Regions from separate parts of the Homo sapiens genome. Here region 2 is linked to region 1. Evidence: read pairs that join two places in POLR2A ChIA-PET (ENCODE). Cell type or tissue: GM12878. All regions are shown on one strand. Links, peaks and the distances in the headings refer to the core of each region. The heading gives the core; the rest is flanking DNA.

Region 1 (9,066 bases), core at 2,196-4,695:
GATTGTTTGCAACAAGAATACATATACACACTGCTATTTTTGTGATGAGACTCTTTAAATAAGAAAAGCAGCAAAAATAGTTGCTGTGTATTAGTCAGTAAAAATAACCGCTAGTTGATGCAACAGACAAACCCTAAAATTTGAATGGATTGACACAAGAAAAGTTTATTTTATGTGCCCATAAGTTCTGATGCGGTTTGGCAGGGGCTCTCCACTCTCACATGACCCAGGGATCCAGGCTGCTTCCACCTTGTGATTCCATCATCTCAAAATGAAACTGCCATGTTTACTGTTGGATGGAGGAAGAAAACTTGGAAATGGCACACTGGTTCTCAAATGCCTGGATGTGACAAACAACACTTCTGCTCATGTTTCAGTGGTAACAAGTGGTCACATGACCCTTCCTAACTGCAAGTGGGCTGTACTGTTCCCATGTGTCCGGGAAGGAGACAAAGACAAAATGTGAGTGAGTGGTATAGTCTCCCCCATAAACTGTTATGTAGGAGGTGCTCAAAAAAAGCAATTATGATAATTTGGTATTACACAACCCTTGTCATTGCTAGAGTTTCTGAGAAGCCCACATTTGCCTTGAAGTTCTCTAACATTTTCAAGTGCCTGCTACGTGACTGATGCTTTGAAATGTAAGATCACAACTGTCCAAGAACTTTGAAAGTCTCAGCAGGAAGGCTCATCAGGGAATCTTCCCTTTATAATACCCTTTAAACAATTAGTAGGCTTTGAACTTTTCCTCCATTTGATTCCTGGTCAAAATTTTAACCTGTGAGTTTCTGCTACCCTTCACATGCCTAAACACCTGTCAGGTGCCTTTAGACACAATGAAAGCACATATTTTCCTGTGGGGCAAGTACTAGACAAGAGAAAGTAGAAACTTGGTTAATTATTCTACTAAAATTTGAGCTAGTACTCCCACCAAGGCAGCATTTTTCACCTCCTGGGAGACTCTGGGGTTTTAGTTCAGCCTCAGTAGATGTTGACTCCACAGTGATTTCCATGTTCTTTCCTCATCTCCAGCTTATGCGAGAGAGTTTAGATTTTCACCACCAAGGTAAGGTCATTCATCCTTGTATGTGTTCAGTGACCAGTTTCAAATAAAACACCCCATTAAATTCCTATTACGAATAACAAAATGGCTTTAAAAAACTCTCTCTCTGTAACTTCGTATCTCAAGAATAGTATATCATGTGCTAATCACATTCCACTCACCATCTATTTAGAAAAGTTCGAGGGTGTATTTAGACACACAGTTGGGATGACAGGATGTGTAAAGGGGAAGGCAGGTGATTCCGCTTAGCCTTCACAGCAAGCAGCAGGGAGGAGCAGGAAGCAGGCCAGATTCCAATTGGAAGAAAGGGCACATGAGGGAGACCAAGGGAAGGCCTCTGTGGCGCGAGAAAGTGTTAGGGTTGGACAGAAATTCCTGCACTTGGGTAGAGTCAGCTCTCAGGAACCCTAGGGCTCAGGCAGGAGGACCCTAGGTTAATAAAGCCCACAGACTATCCCCAGATTATGTTTCATTCTCATTGTCACCTTCCTTTTGTAGGCCCGCTTTCAGTACCACGTCCACAGTGTCCTTCTTTTGGCCACTTGAGAGACATTATGCAGTACTGAGAAAACAAATGAATTAAGGGACAGAGGTGTACTTCAGGCTGCAAAGAGTGAGAATAGAATGGGCTCTAGATGAATTCAGGCCAACCTTGTGGTTTACCAGTGATATGATCTTGGGAAAGTTACCAAGCACCATGAGACTCAGGTTCATCCAGAAAATGGGTTTGATAGACCATTTTTTTAGGACTGTTGTAATGTATAAAATGTATTAAAACACCTGGGATGATGCCTGGCATGTACTGGATATTTAATGATTGACAGCTATTTCTAGTATTACTGTGACCCCAGGTGCTACCACTCTCTACTTTGGAATATTTTTTATTGTCCAGGACATCTCAGAGAATCTGCAACTCAGTAGGAAACTGCATTTCCTTGGTGAATATGTATGTGGGGGGAGGGGGGTGTACATGTGTGTATGGGTGTGTACTTTCATAGAACAACAGATTAATATGGATAAGAAGACAAGAATTAATGACCTTCTCCTTTTATTTCTCTGTTTCACAACACCAGTTCAGCTTTATTGTTAAGTTCTTACATTCTCCAAGAAAATACCTATTGCAAATCACAGCAAGATGGAAGATTTCCCAAAATGTTTTACAAAATGGCAAACACTTGCACTTGAAATGGATAAGCAAAACAACATGTGTGGTCAGTATCATCCATACACTTAGATGTTGAAGCTAACTAAAACTTTTATTACAGGAACAATATTTGAAAATTACCAAAGGGAAACAAAAAGAAATCTCCAAGTCACCCGATGGAAGAGAAACCTAAAGGCAGTATACAATGTGTTCCCTTCCATTCACTGTGCCTTCTACTACTGAGAACACTGACTTCTCTCATCAAACACAGAGGGAAGAATGGGCCTGATTTCACACAGGACAGGGAAACTGCTGGGTGTGGCCCTGAAGCATGCATTGGCCCATTTCCCTGCCCGCTGGCCCTGGTTGCATCTCATGCTCAGACTCCCTCTCCCTCCTCTCTCAAAGCATCTTCATACAGGGATGGGTAAGAAGTGGGATCCCTCCCATTGGCATTGGCTATGTACTCAAGAACTTTCATCTTGCTGGTCTCAGCGTGGGCCCTTGGACCCCACAGGAACTCATAGCATGCAGGATCAGTGCCGGGCACCTGCCGGTACACCAGGTACTTTTCCTGCACCCAATTTTGGGTAAGGAGCCTCTTGGGCTCCCCAAAGAGGAAGTGCTCCCTTCCAGCATACACCCCCATAATGCTCAGGACTTCCCACATAACCTCTTCAGGGATGCAGTTCCCCTCCATGAAGATTACACCCAGGACTATTATCAGGAGGCCAGACTTGGGCATGCTCTGCTCATTACACTGTATGCCATCATAAGAGAGGTTGAGGGAGGTGACAAGGACATAGGAGTGGCTAGTGGGGTCCACTTCCTTCACATCAATGCCAAAGAGCAGTTGCATGCATACAGAGGCTTCCCTAAATATCTCAGGAAAGTAGTCCTCATAATTTTTGATGACACTCCCCAGCATTTCTGCCTTTGTGATCAGCCCCTTGACTCGATACTTGCGGAGCAATAAATGAACCAAATCAATTATCTTGTCATGTAGTATATCTTGGGAAAAGGACTCAGGGTCTATCAGGTCAGGCGAGGTACTTGGCCCCTCCTTTTCTTGGCTGCCAGAGCCCTCATCAGATAGGCTCCCAAAGATGGCATCCATGGCAGTGGGAGAGAAGGACTCTTCCTGAGGACTCTGGGGAGGACTTGGTGACTCAGCAGCAGGCAACTCCTCTAGAGTGCCCACATTCAGAGTAGAGGAGAAGAAGGCAGCCTCCTGCTCCTCAGCTTGGAGAGCCTGTGCACCCACCAGGCCCAGGTCTTCTTCTTGGGCCTGAAGGCCTTCCTCAGGCTTGCAGTGCTGACTTCTTTGCTCAAGAGGCATGATGACTCTGGTTAGGTCAGCAGGCCGAACTGTGGGAAATATCTGGGTGATGGGGCCCCACAGCCTGGGGAGAGAGGGAGCGTGAGAACAGACTCAGATGAGATATGAACCATGGAGAATCTAACAAAGGCCTACTTACACTTGTTCTCCTCCAGTGATCCTCTGGGTTCTCCTGGGACTCCTGTCCTCCAGGTTGGCCTGTTCTCTAAAAACCTGAAAAAGGAAGTGAGAAGGCTGCTCAAGATGCAGCTGGACATCAGAGCAGGAGGCTCCAGGACTGAGGTAGGGCAGGTGAGGTTGCAAGCTGGGGGTCCCTTTCTGTACTGGGGCAGGTGGGGCCATTTGTAGATTAAGGGTGAACATCTCATCTTGACTACTGGCACTGCCTAGGCTTCCTGTGTTCTGAGATCTGAAGACATTGCTTGAGACCAAGGCCTCACTGCTCAGTTTTTGGAGCTTCTAGAAGAGGAATCATGGGGCCATCAGGCTGCAGACTGCAAGCACCCATCCTGGCACCCCAGCACTGTCAGAAAGGTGGGCCAAACTCTGTGAGTTTCTCACTTTTTTGGAGTGGATGGTCCCCTCTGTGCTCAGGGCCCTCACCTTTCTCCTGCCAGGGCCTGGAAGACACAGCTCTCCTGACCTGAGAAACTCTCAGATCAATAGCTCTTTCCTGATATGAAAGAGGACATGTGGGGATACACATCTGGCCACATGTACACAGGGCTACCCAGGAAGGACAGCAAGAGATGGTGACAGTCAGCAGGGTCCATGTGTCCTCGGGTAAGGAGCCTGTTTGGTTCCCATCTTGATGCCTATCTTGGCCTGGGACCCTCCCTCTGTTGACCTGACGCCATCTCCTTAAACCAAAGCTCTACCTCCAGGAGATATCAGAAGAGGAAATCAGGGAAATAGAAACACCCATGGTCCCAGGGACTTCCCATAGCTGACAGAAGGGGCAGGGAAGGGCTGAGTCCCATGTTTTTGGTAAGTGCTGTCCCGTCAGCCCCCACCTTGATTCTGGTCATGGCCTGGGACCCTCCCACTGCTGACCTAAGTGCAGCCCTCTCAGACCAATGTCTCCCGCTCCCTGAGACCAATGATCCCAGTATAAGAGAGGGGTCTCAGCACATAGTCCTGCACATGCTCTCTGGGGAGACAGCAGGGGCAGAGCAGATTTCTAAGCAGCCCTCTGTGTTCTGGCCAGGAGGAACCCTCAATCCTCCCTCAGGTTTCTCACCTGGACTCTTGGCAGATCCTGGGACCACTGTAGTTGTGGACCATATGGGGCTCTTTCTGTTGACTGGAAGTCGTCCTCTGAGAACATAGTGCTCACCTGCCCAAGATTCCAAAACAGAAGTAAGGGGCCCCACGTCCCATCACCCCATCATGTGGTTGTCCAGGGCTGACAGCAGAGGCTGGACCCTTCGGTTCTGGGGATTCCAAAGTCCTCCTGTGGGTTTTTCATCTTTACTTCTGCCAGGGCCTGTCCTTCCTTGACTCCCAACCCCTGAGATGAGCAGACATATCCCTTTACACCAAGACCTCATCTCCCTGAAGGTTTCCCAACTTTCTGCCTGTGGTACAAGTGACCTTGCCACTTGGGGCCACCCGTGATGAGGTCCCCACACAGCCAAGGACAGGGGACAGAGAGACTCTGTGGGATCCCTTCATTATGGGATGTGGGTATCTCCAGTCCTCACCAAGGGGACACATACACCTTGAGTCCTAAAGATCCTGGGACTCCTCCCTCTGCTGATCAGGTGTGGCTCCACCTGCTGACCTGTCATCACCCCCTTGAAACAAGGTGCTCACCTCCCTGAGCAAGGTGCCACCCCCAACCTCGTGGCAGAAATGTGAGCATGGCACATGCCTCCCCAACTTGGGCCTCCGAGGGATGAAAACAGAGGAAGCAAGGATTGGTGAGGTCCCTTTTTCTTTGGCATGTGGGAGGGTACATTCTTACCTTCAGTCTTCATCAATTTTCCTCTCCTTGACTACTGGCAGATCCTGGACTCCACCCTGTGCTGACCAGGTGTGTATCCCTCTGCTGACCTGAGGACCTGCCTCAGACCAAGGGCCCCACCTCTCTGAGATATGGGAGGCAGAAAGTGAAGGGGCACTACATGGACACCCCTCATGGGATGCCAAAGGCTGACAGATGAAGCAGATTTCAGGGGTGCCTCCTCTCTCTGGGTTTCCTCCAGGTATTCAGATTTACTCCTGACAAGGCCTATCCATGTCTCTCCTGCTGAACTGTGGATGAGTTTTGCAGGCCACGACCACCATCTCCCAGAGAACCCCAACTAGGAAGTGGGGAGCTGCCTCTCTTTCCTAGAGTCCTGCTTGGGGCCTCCAAGGACCGATGGCAGGGGCAGGTTTTCTACCTCAGGGATAATTGGTTGCCTGAGTCCTCCCTCTGGGACTCCTCCCTGGGTTGACCTGAGGCTCCACTCCTCAGACCACAACCCACTCCTTGCTGACACCCCAAAGGCAGAGTGAGGATGCACCACATGTGGCCACCGTGCCTTGGAACTCCAAGGGCCAAGGTCCCTACTGACCTGGAGTCCAAAGTCTCCTGAGTCCTCCCTCTTCTTCTTCCTCTTGATGCTGGCAGGGCTGCACCCCAGACCCCCTCTGCGGAACTGAGTCTCCATCCCTCAGATTCCCAAGGCTGAATGAAAAGGCACCTCAGTTTGAGACGGCGGGACTATGGGGGGGGGCTGTTCTGGGGTGCTGGGTCCCTTCAGTTGTCCCTCAGGCCTTGCTCACCTCCCAGCAGGGACTGAGCCCTGTCTGTGCTCCCCCTAGGTCTTTCTCATGATACCAAGCCCCTTCCCTCTGTCAGCCCAGGATGCGGAAATCAGGATCCACTTGCCTGGCAGCAATGCCAGGAACTTCCCAGGACTGACAGCAGAGAGGGAGCCTTGCTCTGTGGGGCCTCAGCCCTCCCTCGGGGTCCTGACCTTGATGCCTGGCAGAACCTGGGTCCTGCCCCCCCCAACCAGCCCTGCCCTGGTCACACCAAGCTCTGACCCCACAGTCCCCTGAGGCTTAAGCGGCGGGGGGCAGAAGCCGAGGGGGGTGTCAGAGGGGACGGCCCAGCCTGAGAAGTCCATCCCCATGGGGTGATCCAGGGCTGGCAGCAGAGGCGGTGCTGGATTATCTGGGGTCCTCTATCTGGGTAGGGAGCATCCTCAGTCCTCCCTCAGCATCTCATCTTGCCTCCTCACAGAGCCTGGGCCCGCTGCCCTCAGCAGGTCACAAGCCGCCCTTCAGAACCGGGCTATCACTTCTCTCTGACCCCCTAATGTGCAACTCCGCAGTACCAAGCCCGGAGGTCCTTTGCGTTGTCTGCAGGGACAAGGATGGACTTTGTGGCCCCTCTATCAGGATGGGGTGGAACCTCTCCATAATTTCTCAGAGTCCTGATGTTGATGCCTGGAAAGGCCGGGGCCCCACCCTTTATGGAACTGCCTCTGCCCGGGTCACACCATAGACTCGCAGAGTCTCCTTGGGCATTGAGGAGGGGGATTGTCTCAGCCTGATAATTTGGTCCCCTGTTGTTTCAGGGCTGGCTCCAGGGTTGGCGCTGGATTATTTGGGGCCCTCTATCTGGGTAGGAGGACTCCTCAGTCCTCCCTCAGCTCTCACCTTGCCTCCTCATGGAGCCTGGACCCGCTGCCCTCTGCCACTCTCAAGACACCCCTCAGAAAGACGCTTTCGCTTCTCTCAGATCCCAGAGGCGGAAGCCAATGGAGGTCACATCCGGCCCCCACGCCTGGAGCTTCCCTGGATTTACAGCAGGAGCGAACCCGATTCTGCCCGTGTGGGGGCGGGGCGAGGCGAGGCGGGGCGGGGCGAGGCGAGGCGGGGCGGGGCGGGGTGGGGCAGGGGGAAAAGTAGTGGCGAGGGGTGCAGATGTGGTCGAGGGTCATGGGGGTGCCTCAGTCCTCCCTCAGGTTTCTGACCTTGATTCCTTGCAGAGCCTGGAGCTCCGTCCTCTGCCAATGATGTCTGCTCCTCTCGGACCAAGTCTCTGACTCTGAGTCCCCTGAGGTGGCAGTGAGCGGGAGGTGTGAGGTCGGGGGACAACATTGCCAAGGTCTTCCGGGGCTGACAGGAGGGACCGAGCTGGATTCTGTGGCCCCTCTATGTGGGGAGGGTGGACCGTCAGTCCTCACTCAGGAGGGTCCTCCTCTTGGCTACTGGTTCTTTCATGAAGTGATGGGTGGGAGATGCTCTGTTTCTGTCACCTCTGAGCATTGCCCAACTGCACCCCTTGCAGACAATAGCTGCGGATCCCAGGCTAGGTGCTTCCATGTGGCTTCAGTACCCGTGATTGTAGTGACCTCTGGGAGAAGATGCACACCTTCCTACGGGGGCTCCTCCCCAGCCAGATCTAGACTTTGCAAACTTTTGCCCTGAAAGCTTTATTTTTACACTGAAGAGGCTGAGTGGCTGCAAGAAATTTGCGGAAGTCCTGCGTTTAGAATTTATCTAACACTTCATAGTTCATTTTAGTGATTTTCATTTTTTAATTCTCATTCAGTGTCAAAAATCATACTTAACCTAACTGCCTATTTCACTCTAATGGTCAATACTCTAATTTAATCCATTCTTTATCTTCAATTAAAACGATAATTTTTAAAAAGCCAATCTTTATTTACTGACGTGGTTTTAGTGGTTATCAGCACAAATTCCAGCCGTATTCCTTTAATCAACCAGTGTTTCCTCATGTCCTGAAGTTACCCCATGACTACTGGCACCTGTGGTCTGAGACCCTACCCGAGTTTTCCACAGTGAAGTAGGGGCAGAATTTTAAACATTTCTTTCTTCCTATCCACCCCAACTTCCCTGCCACTCTTCCCCGCCAATCACAAGTATTCCTTCAAAATACAATGAAATTCTCAGGGCTCTCTCATGTTTTTTTTGTTTAGATTTCTTTTTTGATATTGTTTGCTTGTTCCTTTATTTATTTATTTTTATTCTTTAGTTTTCCCGGGTTGTTTTGGGGAGTCTAAGATAGAAGCCCAAGACTGAACGCGGTGGTTCACACCTGTAATCCAAACACTTTGGTAGGCCAAGGCAGGAGGATCACTTGAGCCCAGTAGCTCAAGATTAATCTGAACTACATAACAAGACCCCATCTCAAAAAAAAAAGAAAGAAAGAAAAAGAAAAAGAAAAAAGAAATGAAAAATTAGCTGGGTGTGGTGGCGTGTGACTGCAGTCCCAGCTGGTAGGGAGGCTAAGGTGGGAGGATCACTGGAGCCCAGGATGTCAGTGCTGCAGTGAGCTGTGTTCACACCACTGCACTCCAGCCTTGGAAATAGAGTGAGGTCCTGTCTCAAAAAAACAAAACCAAACCAAACAATCAAAAACCAACAGATGCCTGAGCTTGACAGTCATCTTGGCTGGTTAAGGAATTACGTCTGTCAATTTTTGAAAAAATAGAATTGCCATCTTTGCAATATTCTGTTCCCTATCAATGATATCATATACTGCCTTGTTTATTTGGG
Region 2 (9,066 bases), core at 3,354-5,853, 93 kb before region 1:
ATAGACCAACCCGAATAACACAAAGAACCAACTTGAGCTGACTGGCTTTTACTGAACACGTCACAGAACAACAGCAGAATAAATATTGTTTTCAAGTGTATGTGGAATTTTTACCAAGATAGACCGTAAAACAACTCTTAACAAATTTAAAATAATTGAAGTTGTACAAAATATACGTTTTAATACGAAAATGTATTCATTTCAAATTATACATTTCAATTTAATAATTGAAATTGTACAAAGTGGAAATTTTAAAGATCCAGAATAAAATAAAAATATAACAAAGGACATATTTGTAAAGTCTCCATGTAATTTTAAATAAACAACACATTTTTACTCTTCTTTGTTTAAAAAATTATTAAGGAAAATGAGAAAATATATTCTGATAAATAAAAATGGTAATATGATGTTTTAAAATATGTGGAAATCAGCTAACGTAGTGCCTAATTTTTATCTCCTTGAGTGCTTATGTAAGAAAGTAACAAATGGCTCAAATAAAACATCTAATCATTGATGTTAAATAATTAGAAAAATAAAAGTAAATTAAACCTGAGGAAAACAAAAGGATTGGGATGATATAGACAGGAAGAGAAAAATTAATGAAATTGAAACTTCAGAAACTTCTGGAAACAATAAATGCAATTGATGAAACCAAGTGTTATTTTTTTCAATAGATCAGACTAGCTAAAATGTCCCATGGCAATATGAGAAATTTGAACAATATAGTTGTGGAGAAACAACGGCTATGAACGCAGCCAGAAGTAGAAGAAGCTACATACAAACTCTAATTTGTTATGATAACTACACTCTTCATTTCTTATAGACGGTTCTGAGAAGACCAGTTTTGCCTTGAAATTCTCTGAATTTGCAAGTGTCTACCACGTAGCAGATGCTTTCAAATGCATTAACCCATCAAATTGAAGAAGATCCTGCAAAAGTTAGCAGGGAGATTTCACCTTCCATACTCCATAGCATTTACCGCACTTCCCTTTGCAATGCCATCTATCATCTCAGGAGGCTGCGGATTTCCTCCTTCCACCTGATGCAGGGGCAGAATCTTACGTGACATATCTGCTTCTCTCCACATAACTGTTCTTGCCTAAACACCTGTGCAGGTGCCACTAGTCACACTGAAAGCCAGTATGTCCCTGGGTGCAGATGCCAGACAGGAGGCAGTGGAAGAGTGATTCATCATTCTTTTCAAATTCCAGGTGGCATGTCCATCAAGGACGCATTTCTCATACCCCGGGAGGAGCCCAGTGTTTGTAAGAATTCAGCTTTAGAGGATGGGTGCTCCTCTTCTACCTCTTACGAAGGAATGGAATTTCTGAGCACTATCTATTTGTTTGCCTGTTCAGTTCCCAGCTTCAGATAAGAAGCCCATTAAAATCCTACTGCAAATATGTGAGTGGCTTAAAAATCTACTCTCCACCTTCAGGGCTGTTTCCCAAGAGTCAGGAGATTATGGGCAAAGTATAGTCTATTCACAGCCCATTGGGAAAATAAAGAATGTGTATAGAACTCCCAGGGAGGGAGGACCAGGTGGCTGTGGCTGTGGGACAGGACCGAAGGTGAGCCGTGGGAAAGCTAGGGGGGTTCTGCAGGGGATAGGGATGCTCCATGTTCTGGGGAAAGCAGGGGATTCTGTGCAGCCTCCTGAGGCAGCAAGGAAGAGCAAGCACCAGGCTGGGCCTCTGAGTTGGAATGGAGGGCACGTGAGGGCGACCAAGGGAAGGGTGTTGTAACTCGGGAAAGTGTTGGGGCCAGACAGACATGCTGGCTGGGAGTGTACTTGTCTCTTGTGCCTTTGACGGAGGAACCAAGATGTGGATGAGCACTTGTAGGCTCTCCCATAACATCTTTCATAGTAGGTGCTCAACAGAAGGCACCCAGCAGTCAGCTCCCAGGGGCCCCAACACATGCCACCCAAATTCTGTTTGATTCTCATTGTCACCTTCTTTTGGCCTGCTTTTAGTACTTTGTCCCCAGGGTCCTTCCTTTTGTCACCTGAGAGACATGATGCAGTGGTGAGAAATGAACTACTGCTCAGGAAGTGGGCCTCAGGCTGGGAGGAGTGGGAGCAGCTTGGGCTCCAGTGGAATCAGACTAGAGATCTGGTTCCAGCCCTGTTACTTACTACCCTTGTGATCCTGGGACATTCTCAAGCCCTGTGAGCCTCAGATTCTTTGTCCGTGAAGCATGGGTAATAGGCCTTGACCAATAGGGCTGTTGGAGTGTATGTAATGTAAGTGATGCACCTGGCTCAAGTCCTGACACAAATAAGAAGTTTACGGAATGGCAGATGGCTTTTATTTCTAGTATTTGACCCCAGATCCTAGTATTCTGGGATTTTCTTATTGTTGTTGTGGTTCTCCAGGACTTATCAGAAACTATGCAGGCGAATAGGACATGGAACAATTACTCGGCCAAAAAAAAGGAAGTTTTGTCAATGAATTTCAGTTAGTTTACCCTCTCACGGGGCATACTTCAAAATTTCAGGGTGCAGAACCCTCCCCCAACTGGAATGCAACTCAAAGCTCTTAGAATATGAGTCAAGAATAAAGTCCTTCCCTCTCTCTCAGCTTCTTTTACATCCAAACCACTTTTTTCATTGATTATGTCACGACCCAAAATCTTTCCCTTGTTATAATTGGCCAAATTGCACTTCAGATAAGCTAGTTAGAATGTCTCTTTAATAGAGTCAGCTCTGGCTCACACAACCAGGAAGAAAAACACCTGGCCAGTGGCATCTGAGCCTCACATCCCAGGAGATTCACGCTTCTCTCTAAGGAAACCCTTCCGGATGATGGGTATCCATCACCAACTTCGTGTGCCGTGTTCAACTGCACTGAGACAAGAGTGCAGGACACCTCCCATTCCTGCCCCAGGAGGAGATGCCTCTCTGTTTCATCCACCATCCAAAAGGAACTGCTGAGCATGTTTCCCTTCCAAGCTTTTCTCTCATCCTCTGAGAATCTGGCTCTGGTCCTACCCCATTTCACTAGAATCAGCTCTCCCAAAAGGTACTGCAGTTTCCCAAAGCCCAAAAGGCCTTGGCTCAGGGCATGTACACTCCACCACTCTCACCTGTTGCCCCACACCCTCACCCCTCTCTTATTTTTCCTCTAGATGTTGGAGGACATCTGTCCACCTTAGTTATATGACTGCAGATCCTAGACTCACCCACCGTAAGGTTAGGGGTGGGCCTGGCTTACCTTAGCATCTCCAATACTAACCCAGGGACTTACAAATAGCAGAAGCTCAATGAATGTTTCAGGACGAAATGAGTCAGTGAGCAGGGGAATGCATTTATTCATATTTAATTCAATTACATTCTCAAAGAAGCCAAGCTAATCCAATATGTATTAGCCAAGCAAATATGTATTTCTTAACTACACAGAATACAAGAAAGACAAGAATTAACTATAATTTAATTTTTTTTTTTTTGAGATAGAGTCTTGCTCTGTCGCCCAGGCTACAGCAGTGCGATCTGGGCTCACTGCATGCTCTGTCTCCTGGGTTCACACCATTCTCCTTCTCAGCCTCCTGAGTAGCTGGGACTACAGGCACCCACCGCCTCACCCAGCTAATTTTTTTTTTTTTTTTGAGACGGAGTCTCGCTCTGTTGCCCAGGCTGGATGGAGTGCAGTGGCGCGATCTCGGCTCACTGCGAGCTCCGCCTCCAGGGTTCACACCATTCTCCTGCCGCAGCCTCCCCAGTAGCTGGGACTACAGGCACCCGCCACCACGCCCGGCTAAGTTTTGTATTTTTAATAGAGATGGTGTTTCACTGTGTTAGCCAGAATGGTCTCGATCTCCTGACCTCGTGATCCCCGTGCCTCTGCCTCCTAAAGTGCTGGGATTACAGGCGTGAGCCACCGTGCCCAGCCAATTTAATTTCTTTATTTCTTTATCTCACCCATTTTACCGCTTTGTTCTTTCACATTATAAAAGGTACTTAATCCTCTGCTATGTTATGTTGTCCCAATTCAAGAAATAACATAGATTTTCTTACATAAATAAAAAACAATGCACTTACTTTTAACTATATAAAAAACAGTAAGTCTGCCTACTGTCATACATGAAATGAATGTTGAAGTTCATTACACCATCCATTAAAAGGAACATTTGAACGACTGCAAAAGGAAACAAAGATAAACCTCCAAATCGCCCAAGAGAACAGGAACTGAGAGATGGTCCACCTTGTATTCCCTCACACCCAACACACTCCCCGCTACTGAGAACATTGACTGCTCTCTTCAAACACAGAGTGAAGAATGGGCCTCATGTAACAGGACAGGGAAGGTGGTGGATGTGTGGAACGTGCACTGGCCCAGGCCCTCCCCCAATCTGCCCCACTGGCCCTGGCTGCAACTTCTGCTCAGACTCCCTCTTCCTCCTCTCCCAAAGCCTCTTCATGCAGGGATGGGTAGGAAATGCTCTCTTTAGTACTGACCCTGGCTGCATACTCCAGGACTTTCACATAGCTGGTTTCAATGAGGGCCCTTGGACCCCACAGGAACTGGTAGCACGGGGGATCACTGCTGGGCACCTGGCGGTATTGCAGGTAGTTTTCCTGCACCCAATCTTGGGTGAGCAGCTTCCTCAGCTGCCCAAAGAAACTGCTCCATCCCATCATACACCATTACACTCAACGCTTCCCAGATTGCCTCCTCAGGGGCACAGTGGCCCTCCATTAAGATCATGGTCAAGACCATAATCAGAAGGCCGGTCTCGGGCATGCTCTGATCATCACCCAGCAGGCCATTGTAGGAGAGGCCCAAGCAGGTGACAAGGACGTAGGAGTGGCCGCGGGGTCCACTTCCTTCATGTCAATGCCAAACATCACCTGCATGCACTCTGAGGCTTTGCCATAGATCACAGGAAACTAGTGCTTGTAATTTTTGATGACACTGTCCAGCATTTCTGCCTTTGTGACCAGCTCCTTGACTCGATACTTGTGCAGCAGGAAGCGAACCAACTCAGCCACCTTCCCATTGGAACAAGGACGCCAGGTGAGCGGGGTGTGTCTAGGTGGTTGGCCCCTCCTCTTCCCGGCTGCTGGTGCCCTCACTGGATTGGCTCCATAGAGTGTTGTTGCTGATGGTCAGGGAAAAGGAGGAACCCTGAGACTCAGGGGAGGACTGGGGGACCCAGCAGCAGGCACCTCCTCCAGGGTGCCTTCAATCAGAGTGAAGGAGGAGGCAGCCTCGTGCTCCTCGGTGGCGGGAGCCTGCACACCCACCAGGCCCAGAGCCTCCTGTCCTTGGGCCTCAAGGCCATCCTCAGGCTTGCAGTGCTGACTCCTCTGCTCAGAAGACATGATGACTCTGGTCAGGGCAGCAGGCTGGAGTGCGGGCAGCAGCTGGGCGATGGGGAGGAACCCACAGATCTGGGGAGAGAAGGAGCTTGTGAGGGGCCTCATTTGTGAACCACGCCCTGGAGGCCCTAACAAAGGCCTACTTACAGATCTTCTCCTTCGGTGCTCCTCTGGGGCCTCCTGGGGCTTCTGACCTCCTGGCCGGCCTGTCCGCTGAGAACCTGAAGGAGGAAGTGAGAGGGCACCTCAGGGTACAGCCGGCCAGCAGAGGCTGAGGCTGCAGGACTGACAGTAGGGAAGGTGAGGCTGGGCTCTCTGGAGTCCCTTGTGTTCTGGGGAGTGTGGGGCCCTTGTTGTCCATTCAGATCAGAACCTCGCCTTGACTGCTAACACTGCCTGCGACTCCTCTGCTCTGTGACCTGAGCACAGTGCCTCAGACCAAGGCCTAACTGCCTGGTTCCTGGAGCTCCTAAAAGAGGAATCGAGGGGCCCTCAGGGTGCAGACTGCAAGCACAGCCCTGGCTTTCCAGTGCTGTCAGAAGGGTTGACCAGGCTCTGTGAGGTCCCTACTCTCATGGGGTGCATGGTCCCCTCTGTGCTCACTCACCTTTCTCCTGGAGGGGCCTCATCCTGCCCTTTTGCTGGCTCGAGAAACTCAGATAAAGAGTTCACAACCCTGATATGGAACAGAAGGGTATGAGGGGACCCACATCTGGCCACATGTGCCTAGGTCCACTGGGAGAGACAGCAAGAGATATCCAAATTCACTGGACACCATGTGTCCTGGGCAAGGAGCCTGCTGGGTCCTCATGTTGACTCCTGGCAGAGTCTGGGGCTCTCCCTCTACTGACCTGAGTTCAGCCCCCTAAGACCAAGGCATCCCCCTCCCTGACACTGATGATCCCAGGATAAGAGAGAGACCTCAGCTGACAGCCCTGCCTATGCTCTCTGGGGTGACATCAGGGGCAGGGAAGATTTCTGTGGAGCCCCCGTTTGCGTTCTTGCCTGGGGGTACCCTCAGTCCTCCCTCAGGTTCCTCACCTGGACACCTGGCAGATCCTGGGACCAGTGTGTCAGTCGATCAGACTGGGGTCCCTGTGTTGACCTGAGTCACCCTCTGAAAACAAGGTCCTCACCTCCCTAAGATCTAGAAACAGAAGTGAGGAGGCGCCACATCCCATCACCATTGGGTGGGGTGTCCAGGGCTCACTCCAGGAGCTGGCCCCTTTGGTTCTGGGGTGAGGCTTCCAATGTCTTCCGGTGGGTTATTCATCTTTACTCCTCCTGGCGCCTGCCCTTCCTCAACTCCCAAACTCCTGAGAGGAGCAGCCATCTCGCCTTTACACCAACACCCCATGTCCCCAAGGGTTCCCCAACTTCCTATCTGTGGTACAAGTGAGATTGCCAATTAGGGACATTCCTGATCTGATTGTCCCAGAGCTAAGAATAAGTGACAGCCATAATCTGTGGAGTCCTTTCCTTCTGGGCCAGGGGTACCATCAGTCCTCATGAAGGGGGCACTCCTTGGGTCCTGCTGATCCTGGGACCCCTCCCTCTGCTGGCCAGATGTGGCTTCCTCTGTTGAACTGTAAGTACCACTAATACCAAGGTGTTCACCTCCCTGAGACCTCCCACCTCCCGCCATATGGCAGAAAGGAGAGCATGCCACATGGTACCTATGCCTGGGGCCACCCGGGGCTGAGAACAGTGGAAGCCAGGTTCTGCGAGTTCCCTTCTTCTTGGAGGTGTGGAGGTACCTTCTTACCTTCAGTCTTCACCAACCTTCCTTCTCTTGACGCCTGGAAGACTGGACCCAACCTGTGCTGACCAGGTGTGGCTATCTCTGCTGAGCTGAGGACACCCCTCAGACGGAGGCCCCCACCTCTCTGGGGCCTGGGAGGCAGAAGTGAAGGAACTCTACACTGACACCCCTCAATGGGATTCCCAAGACTGACAAAAGGTGCATATTTCAGGAGTGCCTCCTGTGTCTGGGTGTCCTATAGATATTCAGATTTACTTCCGACAGGGCCTGGCCCTTTCCCTCCTGCTGAACTTTGGACGGTCTTCCAGGTCAAGGCCACCATCTCCCTGGGATCCCTAACGAGGAAGTGGGGGCCAGGTCCGTTCCCCACAGTCCTGCCCGAGGCCCCCCAGGACTGACAGGAAGGGCAGGTGTCCTACCTCTGGGAAAGAAGCTCTGCTGAGTCTTCCCTCAGGGTCCTGAGACTCCTCCCTCTGCTAACCTGAGCCTCCAGTCCTCATACCAAAGCCCTCTCCTCTTTGTTGTCTCCAAGGCATAGGCAGGGATGCACCACATGCAGCCATCGTGCGTGGGACCTCCAAGGGCGGAGGTCCCCAGTGATCTGGAGTCCAAGGTGTCCTGAGTCCTCCCTCTTTTTCCTCCCCTTGATCCTGGCAGGGCTGCGTCAGAGCTCCCCTCTGCCGACCTGAGTCTATCTGTTGGATTCCTGAGGCGAAATGAGGAGGTGCCTTAGCTTGAGATGGGGGCGGGGCGGGTCCCCTGTCCTGTAGTGATTGTCCTTTAAGGCCTCCGTGCTCTCCCGGCAGGACCTGGGCCCTCCGTCTACTCCTCTGAGGTGATGCTCATGGTATCAAGCCCCTTCCCTCCATCAGCCCAGGATGTGGACAGCAGCATCAACGTGCCTGGTCCCCATTCCCAGCATTTCCCAGCGCTGACAGCAAAGACAGAGCTTCCTTCTATGGGGCCTCAGCCCTCCCTCAGAATCCTGACCTTGTTATGCCTGGCAGAGCCTGGCCCCTGCCCTCTCCTAACCAGCCCTGCCCTGGTCATACCAAGCTCTGACTCCAGAGTCCCCTGGGGCTTAAGCGGTGGGGTGGCGAAGGGTGGCCCACAGCCTGAGAAGTCCGCCCCCAGGTGGTCCAGGGCTGGCAGCAGGGGTGGTGCTGGATTATTTGGGGTCTTCCCTCTGGGGCGGGGGCGTCCTCAGTCCTCCCTCAGGGCCTCACCTTGCCTCCTCACGGAAGCTGGGCCCGCTTCCCTCCAACAATCTCATCAGAACCAGGCCCTCACTTCTCTGTGATCCCCAAGGCGCTCAGCACAAGTGACCCCATTCTGGTCAGGTGTGGTCAGCTGGGGCTTAGGGCAGGAGGCTAGTCCACAGCAGTGGCCTCCCCTGAATGTTGTTTCACACAGGCCCCCGAGTTAATGAGCCTTTCTAAAGGAGACAGTGTTAGCTTTGCTTAACACCGAGCTTTCCTCCCTTGCTGTAGACAGGGATACTTGGATGCTCGTGATTTCCACTGGTTTTCTTTTCTACAGAATCTTAAAAGCCTTCTGTACGAAACTTTGTCTGTGAGGAATTACAGTATTAACACTATTCTCAATCAGTGTATATCTAGTGCTTGGATTGGCTTTCACGCTCTTTCTCTCTAACTCTGCGTGTGTGTTCGCGTTAAGCTTTTCAAGTATGGGAAACAGAAAGTGTTTCTGAAGGTGATAATTCTTGCCTCCTGGGATCCCTGGAGAAAGGAAGTCCACATGGAAAAAGAGAGACGGTCTCCAGGTGGAGATACATCTTCAGAGATTTTAAAAACAGTTTTCAGCTTGTGTTCTATAAATGAACCAAAGATGACCTGTGTGTGTAGCCCCTAGGCTGGAGGAAGGCCTTGCTTATTGTTTAGACGTGGGATGTGGCTGGCAAAGGGCCTTGCAGTAGCATCTCAGCTGTCGTGCAGCACTGCTGATGTTTCTCTACTGTTTTTCT

What was found. ChIA-PET counts read pairs that join two places held together with the same protein. Peaks named below come from ENCODE experiments on the same cell type or tissue, not always from the same donor. Only the 100,000 strongest peaks of a DNase experiment are listed, where the experiment ranks them.
Region 2: POLR2A ChIA-PET joins it to region 1 with 10 read pairs; 2 of 35 experiments call an interaction of 5 or more read pairs at or near these places.

Annotation. Positions count from the first base shown.
Region 1 is chrX:149,710,297-149,719,362 of GRCh38, reverse strand. It overlaps MAGEA11 (MAGE family member A11), which reads right to left and starts at 7,303. Exons shown (of 5, transcript NM_005366.5): 1 at 7,201-7,303; 2 at 6,108-6,220; 3 at 4,787-4,882; 4 at 3,686-3,759; 5 at 2,095-3,610. The coding sequence starts at 6,203. The coding sequence ends at 2,587. In GM12878, for the core only: no CTCF peak of the experiment used is centred there; a DNase peak (open chromatin) is centred at 3,682.
Region 2 is chrX:149,804,471-149,813,536 of GRCh38, reverse strand. It overlaps the pseudogene MAGEA7P. Among named protein-coding and RNA genes, the nearest start is that of LINC00850, 17 kb to the left of the region's middle. In GM12878, for the core only: no CTCF peak of the experiment used is centred there; no DNase peak of the experiment used is centred there.